Regions from separate parts of the Mus musculus genome. Here region 2 is linked to region 1. Evidence: chromatin contacts called from ENCODE POLR2A ChIA-PET data. All regions are on one chromosome and are shown on one strand. The core of a region is the stretch at or near the end of the contact, and the rest is flanking DNA. Distances in the headings are between cores, read along the strand shown.

Region 1 (6,171 bases), core at 1,213-3,712:
TGAATCTTGCCATATTCCCTTTTTCCTTACCCCGACCCTCTACAACCGCCCCCCCCCACCATCTTCCTGCCTAGTGTAAAATACAGCAAAGCTTCAATAGAATGTCCAATAATCAATATTGTAAAACACAAACCACACGTTGAGAAATGACACAATTATTCCATACCAGTTTATTTTAGATAATGTGCTTCAAAAACTTTATCATAAATAACCTTTCACATCATAAAATAACTTAGTAAGATTTATAATAAAACTTCTGAGAATTTAACATCTCATCAAAATACATTTAAACTGTGGCTTGAAAATATGATTAATCCTCTTTTACTTTCCTTTTATTTGAGGGCATAAAGACCAAAAAAAAAAAAGAAAAAAAATACCCAAACTATTGCTATACATTTAAAGTTTCAACAAAGCAATATTTGGCTTATTTGAAAGTAACCTGGCCATCCTAAATTAGCAGTTTTCTTTCTTGCAGTGCTTTGTAGTTTTTGTCCCTTTTGCCTTGGATTTCTCTTTTCTCGCAGCTTCCTTCTTCAGGCTCACCTCTCTCTCCCTCTGCAAAGTCATCTCTGAGCCCTCGTGCAGTTGAACTCGGCCCCTTGACATCAGTTTCTGTAATCCTTGCATCAGCGTGGGGAGTGACTGCTTGAGTAACTACAAAGGTATTTCAAAACTTCAGTGCAATTTGGTTCAGTTATTTCCATTCGGATGCCATCACCGTTCCGGGAGATTAATCACGGGCACCCACTGATCCATGTAGCGACTTTCCCGGCAAAAACAAATAAGTTGACTTAAGGCAGGATCCTTCCATTGTGATGAATGTGGGTTCTGTGAACAGATTTTGAAAAAATTACTTCCCCGGAAAATAATCAGCTTCTGCTACTAATTGTGCTACTTTTGAAAGGGCCAAACCCCGAACATTCTGTTAAAAACAGCATCTAGCATAGTCTAAACACCTGTAACGTGCACGGAACTACACAGAGTTTTGCATATTAACTACCCCATTCTGCATGAGGTTACCATTCTTAAGACCTCCCTTCCAAGCATGTACCCTGGTGGGTCATAAGTAAAAGACTCCTGAAAAGCATTCTCAGGCTGTGTGCACGGTGAGGGCTGCAGGGCAGGCAGCTGCTGAACTCTTATCTTCCCTGACGATGAATAGCACATTTTACTGGCAGCAACAAGTAACCAGGCAGTCACTTCCCTACACAAGTCAGAAGAGAAAGAGTACAAAAACAAAAAACCAGAAGACCTAGACAGCACGGTTCTTTCTGAAAACACTATCAACCCACCACACATTTTTAAGCGGTGGGGAGGAGGGAGCTCGTTTAAACAAACTCAAGAGCAGCAAAGAAAAGAATTCCACTCGGTACACTTCAGAGTATCTATCTATATCCAGGGAATTAATAAGGTCTGTCTCCTACACCACTTCTACCTTTAGCTTTGACAGCAAATGAAGAATGAAGCTAACTTCTTAACGAAGGGTAAACCGGGAATTTATTTGGCTTTATCTAATCTGTTCTGCTCAAAGAATTAGCCACGCGAGGTTGTGCAGAGGTAAGCAGAGGTAGCAGCTGGGCAGCTTGCTGACTCACAGGGATATCTTCCGCCGCTGGAGGCCACCCACGAGCTTAGACACGCTCCGTACCCTATCACAACCCCCGCGAGATCAGCGTTCAGCTCGGACAAGGTCCACCCCAGCAGATTCTGGGCTGCAGCCCCGGGTCTCTTACCGTCACCAGCACACAGTGCAGGTCCGGGGTCTGCGCGGCGCCCCCGCTCTCCGCCGGGCCCGCGTCGTTCTCCAGTAGCAGCAGCTCAGCTAGCCGACCCGGGTTGCTGACCCGCAGGATGTTGATGTCGTTCTCGCAGCAGAACGCACGGATGAGGGTGAAATGGATCTGCAGAGCCACATCCCGGTCGTCGTCTTCGTCAGCAGCCAGCAGGCACAGTACCACGTTATCGGGGTCTCTGCGGGCAGCGGGGCAGCGGTGAGTTGCATACGCTCAGGGGGGCGCGGGGTAGAGGCGGGTGGGTGGGCGAGCGGGGAACGCGGGCCACTTACACGTTGAGCAGCTTGGCAGCCTCGTACACGCCGACCGTAATGGTGCGCTGACTCCGAGCCTTGCTGAGCACTTCCTCCAGGGCATCGCCCACCGTGTCCATCCTGCGGGCGGCAGGGTGAGAGCGGGTCAGCCGGGTCCCCGGACGCGAGGCGGGAGGGGCGGCGGCCACCGAGTCGGCAGGCACACTTACCTTTCGGTCTTCTGCTCTGCAGCCGAGAATTCCTCCAAAGTCATATTGCAAGTGCGAGTCCCTCCCTCGGCGCGCGGGCTGCTCCTGGCCCCCACAGTGCGCGGCGCCGGCTCTGCGCTCGCTCCCACCCTCCCTTCTCCGCTCCGGCCGGCCGGCTGCTCGCCTAGCCTCGCTGGGGAACTCTGCACTGCTGCCTCGGGGCCACTGGAGGACAAAGGGCCCGATTCCGGAGATATGGGGCTAGCCCTCAGCCAACCAGGTCCAGCTTCATTTGCATGCAGTCAGGCCATTGGGTTATGCAAATTAGCAGACGTTGACACCCAGACCCTCGCTCCACCAAAGCAAGGCAGAGTTGAGCGGAAAGGGGCGGAGCTACGCGGGAGGGAGCCCACGGGACGAAGGTGGTGCTGAAACCCGGTTGGTGGGGTCCTGAGCCAGCTCTAGGTAGTTTGTGGAGCCTTCTGGTGCGGAGGGCTTTGCAGTGGTTCAAGTGTCCTCAGCTCTGACTGAAACAGCCTGCCAATTGTTTTTCTGGTTGTGGACATCTTTTGATTGTCGTTTCGTGCCCTTTGTGTTAAGGGGCTGCTTTTTAAATTTTACTTCCAGGGATTAATGCACTCCAGTCTAGCTGTTGTTAGTAAGCATATTTTTAAGTGTCCAGACATGCCGGGCAAAGCTTGCTTCAGTGTTTATATGCAAGTTTCAGGTAAACCTGCTTATTCCCAGTAGTAGTCTTTTGGTGCCCTGATGGCTGGTTTGATTTGGTTTTGGTTGGTTGTGAGAATTTGAAACTCCAGGGAGAAGAAAAAAAAAAAAAAAATCGCATTTGTGTGTAGTGGTGGCACAGTACCAAGTTGGAATCTTTTCCACAAAAAGTTGGTGAAATTTCTGCCTACTCCATGTAAGGTGGGGAGCTGGTGATCGCATGTTTAACGAGCCAAATTCACCGTTCTTAGAATCCTTCCTGAAGAAGGCTCCTTCTGATCAAGTAAGAGCTAAGAGAGAAATTCTGTGGTATTCAGAGGTGCCATCATGGAAATTCGAGGTGCTCACGATGTTCCCTGAGCGTCCCATCACAGGCAGAAGAGTATGACACCACCTTTACTGTCTATGAGCTCACTCTGAATTACTGAAGCTGAATCATGAAGCTGTAACTGTAGTACATTTTAGCCATGTGCTCAAATTTCACCTTTGAGATAATAGCAACTTGTAGGTAGAAGGCAAACCCTCGTAACTGCAAGCAGGAGTTACAAAGTAAAAACAATTTTTAATGCAAACTTTTACTGGATAGCTCAAAACTCTCTTTGTTTTATGAGCTTATTCAGTAAATACAAAAGCATTGCCTGAACCTACTAGTCACGGAGAGTGGTGAAATTGCAGCCCATATGCTTGCATTCTTAACAGTGCTAATATTGAGGTCACTGGGTAGCTTACAGTTACAGAAGTAAATTTTGCAGAGGTACATGTGAGTTATCCTTAAGATTTTTTTTGCGGGGGGAGGGGTGGTTTTTCGAGACAGGGTTTCTCTGTGTAGTCCTGACTGTCTTGGAACTCACTTTGTAGACCAGGCTGGCCTCGAACTTAGAAATCCGTCTGCCTCTGCCTCCCGAGTGCTGGGATTAAAGGCGTGCGCCACCATACCCGGCAAGTTTTTATTCTTGTGGACAAAATATTTTCAAATTCTCTTAATCTTAACTTAATGGATAATTTATAGGTTGGTTTTCTAGTTCACTTATTGGAGATGTCCCCAAGAGACAAAAGTTGAGTAAAGGAGCAAATGTCAGTGTATGACTTACCCTGGGTGCTGTGTACCTCATACTTACGCCTTAAAGCTTTAAATGGCGATGCTTTGTTAAAGAATCCCTTGGGACTGGGGAGTTGGCTCAGTGGTTAAGCACACTGGCTATCCTTCCAGAGGTCCAGAGTTCAATTCCCAGCAACTAAATGTGGCCCACAATCATCTATAATGGGATCTGATGCCCTCTTCTGGCATGAGGTGTACATGCAGTTAGAGCACTCAAAAGTAAATAAAGCGGAGAGGGGAGGGGAGGGGAGGGGAGGGGAGGGGAGGGGAGGGGAGGGGAGGGGAGGAGAGGAGAGAGAGAATTTCTCTACCATTGGGGGCCTGGGATTCTAGGTCAGTGGTAGAGCAGTTGCCTAGCTTGTTCCAGGCCCAGGCTCAGAATTTGATCTCTAGCCCTACAAAACAGCATCAGGGGCAAAATCTCAATATTGAAGTTTAGGCTTCAATTTCTATGGTTAACAGTGACCGTTACCTTAATGGTGATCAAGAGCCATTACTAAAACAAGCCTCTGGGCGTGACTGTGATGGGTCATCTAGATTAGGATGGATAAAACCATTCCATGGGCTCGGGGTCTTCACTGCATGTAAAAAGGAAAACAGCTACACTGAGCATGGTCATTCTTGGTTCATTCCTGACTGAGGATGCCATGTGACCAACCACCTCTAGCTCTGGCTGTCAAGCCTTCCCCATGATGGACTAACTGTACCCAGGAATAAACGCTTCCTTTCTTAATTTTGTTCCAGGAACAATACAGGTAACTGGCACTAAAATACCATCTTTAAAATACCATAATGACACAAACCACTCCGAGTCACCATTTGGAGACTAATGAACTGTGTTCCCTAGAACTCCAGGGCTCTACCCATTAGACATTTCTTAGAAGTTCTCTGGAAGGATGCAGCTGACAAAGAATTAGAAGATGATGTGACAGCAGAGACTATGACTTCATCAGCTTGGTGTCCTCAACACCCTACATTCAGTAGTACAGTGGGTGTCATGAATTAAAAAGAATCTGAGAATTAATCACCACCTCATGACCCTACAGTCCTGTGCATGAATTCTCAGAAAAGTCACCTTTAACATCACTTCAAAAATATAAGCCCTAAAAAATTTCTGGTCCTTTCTCTACAAAGACCTCATGATCTACTTGGTATGTCCATTGTATTAATCAGGGTTCTTTAGAGTAGTGGAACATATAAAATCAATATATATGTATGCATATGTATATACACACATACATATATACAAAGGGGATTTATTAGGTTGACTTACAGGCAGTATGTAGTCCAACTAATACAACAATGGCTGGCTATGAACAAAAAGTCCAAGAATCTAGAAGTTGTTCCGTCCTTGAGGCTAGATGTCTCAGTTGGTCGTCTGAATGTGCTGGGATCCCACTAAAGTAGGCTCTAATGGCAGTGAAGGAATAGACATGCTAGCAAGGCTAGAGCAAGCAGGCGATGAGCAAAAGCTTCCTTTTTCCATGTCTAAGCTTCCCACACAAGGTATGGCCCAGATAAAAGGTGTGCCTTTCCCACCTCAAGACCTGTATTAAAGGAGTGTGTCTTGTCACCTCAAGGTCCATATTAAAGGAGTGTGTTTTCCTGCCTCAGGATCTGGATTAGAAGTGGATCTTCCTATTTCAAATTAAGCAAAAATTTCTTCACTGGGGTGCCCTCTGTTTTTGAATTTTAGATAATTCCAGATGTACTGAATGAAGTTGACAACCAAGAGTCGCCATCACACCTATGTTTCAACTGGATTTTAGGACAAAATGGTATTCACTGTCATCAGCTAGTTATGCTGAACGTCCCATCTCATCTGAATGGAAGCTGAGTCGAACCATGCACTGTTTATGCAATTCAGATGAAACATAGGACTATAGTGTCCCATTAAAGGCAGCTATTTGAAGTTTAAAATGGGTATAACATAGCAAAAGTATAGTATTTATCCCTCAAAAACTATACTTAATGCTATGTTTAGCCTTATTGTTAAAAAAATGGCATTTTATCCAAATCTGGTATTCAAAAACTGTTCATGTCACACACTCTGACTCAGCCAAGCTTGTGTTACCTCATTGCTGAATTTCCCTAGAATGTTTCATCAGTGA
Region 2 (5,757 bases), core at 2,542-5,041, 110 kb before region 1:
CAGGCATACATGTCCATGGCTTAATTTCCTGTCAGTAATAGTAATTTTAGCACACATTAAGTTAAAAATACTAAAATGACGTTGTCAAAGATTTTGTTAATAAGGTTTAGAAATTTCAGTGGCAGATTTAATTTTCCTGCATATTGTTTTAGATACAAATGACATTATCTCATCATCATCACAGCTAGAGAGATGTTCACTGGCTACGGCCATTTTACTGGTTTTGCAGAGGACCTGTGTTTAGTTCACCTCCAACACACACACACATACACACACACACACACACACACACACAGCGGCTCACATCCTTTCTAGTTCCCATTTTCTCCTAAAAAAAAAAAAAAAAAGAATGCACAGATTGGGGGTCACAGATTGGGGGTCACAGATTGGGGGTTGCTCCGTCTTAGCAAAGGAGTGTATGAGTTGAGGCTGGTTTATGTGTGGATATGGGAATTTCCTAGATTTTTAGGCCAAGCTGGGTTTCCCACACTGTTTTGGCTGGGCTGCATGCCTTTGGGAATGTCAGGTAGAGTAGGTAGGCTCACAGTTTTATGCTGGACTCGATGTGAGCAGTTGTTTCAGATGCTCCTGTGCCTGGGCCTCTGTCATGGTGAACACTCCCCTTCTCCCTTCCGCCGCTTTTGCCGGGGCTGTGTTACACAGCATCATGAACATACACTAAGTGTGTGGAGGGATGGTTATAGCTAAGTGGGGGATCCTTGTGGAGGTTCCAGGGGCTAAAATGACATCATTAGGTAGAGGCTAGTGGTCTGCTAAGAAAAGTGTTCATAGTCACAAGGATTGGACACGGGGATGGGCTATGAGTGGGTTTCTGGGGGAATGAAACTAGGTCAAGGTGGTTTCAGTCTGGTCTGCAACACTTAACTCTCCAGGGTCAGGAAGTTCAATCAGTTGGCCTTGCAGAATTGTTACCACACTTGCGCCTTTTGTTTTTCCTTCTGTAACTTGTTTATGATAAAGTAGATGATGACTCTGAAGCACTTCCCGTGGGCTGGCTGCTGTGAGTGTGCTGCCTCAGGGCGCTTGCATACAGATAGAGAGGACTGCTGCTTCAGCCGTGCTCCAGTTCCTTCCGGATGCTCTCCCACCTTCCCCATGTCACCTTCCCTAGATCAGTACTTTCAACCTATTTTCATTATTATATGAGAAGAAAAATTAAAGAAATCTGAGTTCAGTGACTTAAATGGAAATGCCTGTCCTACAGGTGAATTTAATACTAAGAGTAAGTTGTAATTGAGTTGGGCTGTGCTTAGGAAGGCTGTAGACCACAGCGATGCCTATGATTCCTTGTGTCTTTTCCTGCCAAGAACCAGTTCACTCTACGATAATACATCCCATGTCTCTAAGGCTCGTCCATGGCACTTTGTCCTTCTGAAGTACATCTCATATTGTCTCTGACTTCTTCCAGTTTCTCGGGCCAGGGCAGGGCTGCTTCCTGCCTGGTATGCCTCTGGTGGCTCTTCTGTTTCCCTCCAGGGCTCACTCACCCATTCAGAACTAGCTGGTTGAGCATCTGGTACGTAGTGCAGTATAGAACAGGGCCACACCTAAGGGACACACATAGTGGGAGCTGTGGGAAATGTGTTAACACTATGTAGACTGGGGCAGAGGGGAGGATGTGGCTGGGCGGGAGGGCTGCCTGGAGCAGAGCTATCCTACAGCCTGGGAGGGACCTGGACCTTCAAAGGTACAATGTAGCACTGCTCATTTCAGTTTGATTAATCTTTGTGTATGTGTGTTTATCCATGTGTATGTACTTGTGTGTGTGTGTGTGTGTGTGTGTGTGTGTAGGCCAATGGTTGATATTAGATGTCTTCCTCAGTTATTCACTATCCTACTTAGGGTCACAATTACTGTCATTAAACATAAAACCAAAGCAACATGGGAGAAAAGATTATTTGGCTTACACTTCCATAGCAATGTTTATCATCAAAGGAAGTCAGGGCAGGAACTCAAACAGGGCAACAATCTGGAGGCAGGAGGCCATGGAAGAGTGCTGCTTACCAACTTGTTCTCCATGGCTCCTCAGCCTGCTTTCTTATAGACCAAAGCCCCGGAAAGGCACCACCTATACTGAGCTGGGCCTTCCCGAATCAGCCACTAATTAAGAATCTTATAGAGGTATTTTCTCAATTGAGTTTCCTTCCTCTCCGATGACTCTAGCTTATATCATGTTGACATAAAACCAGCCAGCACACTCTATTTTTTGAGACAAAGTCTCACTCTGCTATTTGGCAAGACTCGCTGCCCAGCAAGCTCCAAAGAACCTCCTGTCCCTGCCTTCAGCACTAGGTTTTCAGGCGCCCCACCACAGCTGCTCGTTCTAAGGCTGCTGGGGATCGGAGTTCTGTACCCACTGATTAGCCATCTCCTCAGCCCATTTTACCGTGCTTATAATATGATCTTAATATGCCACTTTGGAAGAAACATTGGTTCCAGAGAAGAAGTGCAAGAGCATATTGTGCCCAAGTCCTGTGACAAAAGCATCGGCTTTCCTGTTCGGTAGCGAATGGAGTGGCTGGCTAGAAAGCAGGGTGGGGACTAAACACACCTGACCAGCCAGAGTGTGGGAGCTAAGTGGTTTTACAGGTATGTCTTGAGCATCTTGCCTCTCATTTCTCCATCCGGCTTCATTCTCAGTGTCCTGTGCCCCACACGTGTCTGTCCTGTGTTCTGTATCCTCCTGTGACTTAGCCATTCCTTTTCAAAGCGTTTGCAGCCTCAGCAGCAGCTTCCTTGGTCCCTTGGGCTGGATGCCCTGTGGCCACCTTCAGCTCAGCTCATTTTTCTCATCACCCCGACTTGGAATCGTGGGATGACTTGAAGCTTCTTATTCTGTTAGGAAATCATAACAGGGCAGGCAGAGCTGCTCTCTCTGACACTGTCTGGGTCACTCCAGTAGCCTGCAACCATTCCTCCTCCTCCTCCCCCCTCCCCCTCCCCCTCCTCCTCCTCCCCCTCCTCCTCCTCCTCTTCTTCCTCTTCCTTCTTCTCTCTCCCTCTCTCTCTCTCTCTCTCTCTCTCTCTCTCTCTCCTTTCCTTTATTTCCCACACCTGTTTTCCTGTTTTTCCCCTCCTTCCTTTTTTCTCTCTTTTCTTTTTAAAAAGCAATATTTATTAAGCCAAGATCTGTACTCATTTCCCCACATGGATTATTTCATTAAATGCTCATAAAATCTGTGAGAAATTAGTACCACTATCACTCCAAACTCTGTAGTGCAGGCAAGTACAGACCAAATCAGACATGCAACTTGTCTAAACTCATGTAGTTTGGGATTAGAGTTAAGGACAATCTATGAGTTTTGTCCAACACCCTGCCTCAATGAGCAGCTTGCACACTCAACTGGGATACACATTGATCTCCTCCTGTCCTTCCTCTGTATGGGTCACAAATGTGACCCTGTCACTTCACAGAGTCCAGTATTAACATCCCCCACTCCTGGCTATGTTTTCTGCCATTCCCTGAATTAACATCTATCCCAGCCATGTTCTTTTGCCATTTTGAAGACACTGATTTATGGAAAGCAACATGGCTTTGAAAGCCTGGGTTCAGCCCTAGACTTTCTTCTTGTCTTTGCTACCATAAGAGGTAGTCCATTTCTCTGAGTTGTTCACCTGTTCATTTAGTGGGTATTGACCGCATGTTTTCTCCTACTGGTCTTGCGTGAGCAATGTGAACGTTCAGAGCTGCCAGACAGGCCATTTGCTCACCATTGATTTCTTGCTGGACTGTGTCGGTGGTCCTTGTGGAGTACACTTTGCCTGGTGCATGGTGCTAGTTCCTTAGAGCTGTTTTCTTCTGCTTTGCCAAGAAGCTCCTTCCATCTTGCTAATCATTTGTTTCAGCTTGTTCTAGCCTTCTGTTCCTTACAAAATACAATATAGTTTTTTTTTTTCTTCTTGTGTGTGTGGACATGTGTCACAGCCCTAGTATAGATGCTGGAAGTTCTCTGTGGACTCACTTCTCCCCTCCCACCTTTATGTGGGTTCTGGAGATCAAACGCAGGTTGTCAAGCTTGCACTGTTGTGCGACAGAGCCATCTTCCCGGCTCCATCTCGTGTCCTCTGGGTGGCTGAACTGGAAAGCTCTGTTATTCATTACAGCTTTCTGGACACTTCTCATTGAATAGAATTGTGTCATTTATGTGGCAGTTCAGCCATTCTCATTAAACCCTTTAAAAAGCAGGGGTTTTACCAAGAGTGACCCACAAACACTTGAGTCGTCTCAGACCCTTTCAGAGAGCAACAAGGTGAGATGTGTTTCTATAATAATATGAAGATATTTCTTGGTGTTTTCACTTTGTTGACATTTGGAATATGCTGCAAAAGACATGGAACAAACTTCGATTGCTTAATTATTAATCAAGGCAGGAGTCACATGCCTTACAACTTTATGCTCAGAGTGAGAAGAAAAAATGTTACTTAAGGATGCCCTTGATGTAGTGGAAGTTACTTAACTAAGCCTCATTTCAAAACATATCTTTTTAATCTACCATGTAACACCATGTAACACAGTAAAGAATAAAGCTCTTTTCCTGACCATCAAGCCTGGTGTCTCGGGGAAACCCTCTGATCTAGTTGCATGCTGAACTAGCTACATTGTTTTTTATTGATTTCTCTAGTGAGTTCTCTATTTTGCATCGCCCAGGCTTGACTATGGACAGCAAAGCACTAAGTAGGATCCTATAATGTTTTCTGCCTATCTGCCTTTGGACCTAGGTGTTAGTCCCACTGTCCCAGCCACAGGGATGTTCATAGTTGAACAGCATTAGAAGAATCAGGGATTGCAACTTTTTGTTTTGTTTTTGAGACTGGATAATAATAATAACACAGTAAGTAGGTTCTTTAATGTTTTGGTCTCTCAAACTTTCTGACACTTTTAAAAATTGAGAATCCTGTGGGGTTTTTATTTAGCTTTATCTGCTGACATATAATGGTTAGCATATAAGAAATTGAAATTGGGAAGTTTAAAAATGTTTCACAAAATTCTTATAATGATTCTCCCAGGGTCCCACTCATAAACAAATACTATAGGCAAATAAGGACTCCTGAGAGTGAGAGAAATAGTCCCTCTCAGGAATGAGTCCCAGGTCCTTATCCAGTAACAAGTGGTCAGCACTGAGTTAGAAGTGTGCTTACTATGGCAATGAGATAATTTATGGTAGGCAGCCCGTAGGTAGCTTCAGGATGAGGGATAACTAAATAAAACAAAACAGAACAAGAGTAGATTTCTGTGGTAGAAGTCCCAACACACCAAACTTTTGGGCGAGAAAAGATTATGGCAACTGGTGATTTTAATGGGCCAGCCATGCTTGTGTAATTAAGCCTCCATAAAAACTGGGAAGAGTAGTGTTTGGAGAGCTTCCTGGTAGTTCCTGGAAGTTGATGCATGATAGTTCCTTGTCTCTTTCCACATGCTCTGTTGTAACTATCCATCCCTTCATCTGGTCTTCATCCATGTCCTCTTTGATATCCTCTTAAATAGACCAGAGTGTTCTCTGAGTTCTATGAACTGCTCTAACAGGGGAGGGGGGTCTGAAAACCCTGTTTCTGGCCATTCAGTCAGAAGTGTGGGTAAAAAGTACCAGGGCTTTTTGCCTGGAGCCTGAACTCTTAGGGAATGTGTCTTAAGTATGGGAGAAAATTGCTTTATCCAGATAGACCATATCAGAGTTAAGTCAAATTGAAGGACATCCAGCTGGGATCCAGCTTGCTTGCTGGTGCATACAAGAAGAC

The links. ChIA-PET counts read pairs that join two places held with the same protein, here RNA polymerase II (POLR2A).
Region 2: POLR2A ChIA-PET joins it to region 1 with 11 read pairs in Patski. The contact joins the promoter of 4930597O21Rik here to the promoter of Gadd45a in region 1. POLR2A ChIA-PET finds 5 or more read pairs at or near these places in 2 of 5 experiments (Patski and embryonic stem cell).

Annotation. Positions count from the first base shown.
Region 1 is chr6:67,034,945-67,041,115 of GRCm38, forward strand. It overlaps Gadd45a (growth arrest and DNA-damage-inducible 45 alpha), which reads right to left and starts at 2,463. Exons shown (of 4, transcript NM_007836.1): 1 at 2,257-2,463; 2 at 2,066-2,167; 3 at 1,734-1,971; 4 at 152-828. The coding sequence starts at 2,300. The coding sequence ends at 715. E230016M11Rik (RIKEN cDNA E230016M11 gene) reads left to right here and starts at 1,655. Exons shown (of 7, transcript NR_040278.1): 1 at 1,655-1,991.
Region 2 is chr6:66,920,385-66,926,141 of GRCm38, forward strand. 4930597O21Rik (a long non-coding RNA gene) reads right to left here and starts at 3,792. Exons shown (of 3, transcript XR_003956381.1): 1 at 3,733-3,792. The region is part of intron 2 of Gng12 (guanine nucleotide binding protein (G protein), gamma 12); the gene reads left to right.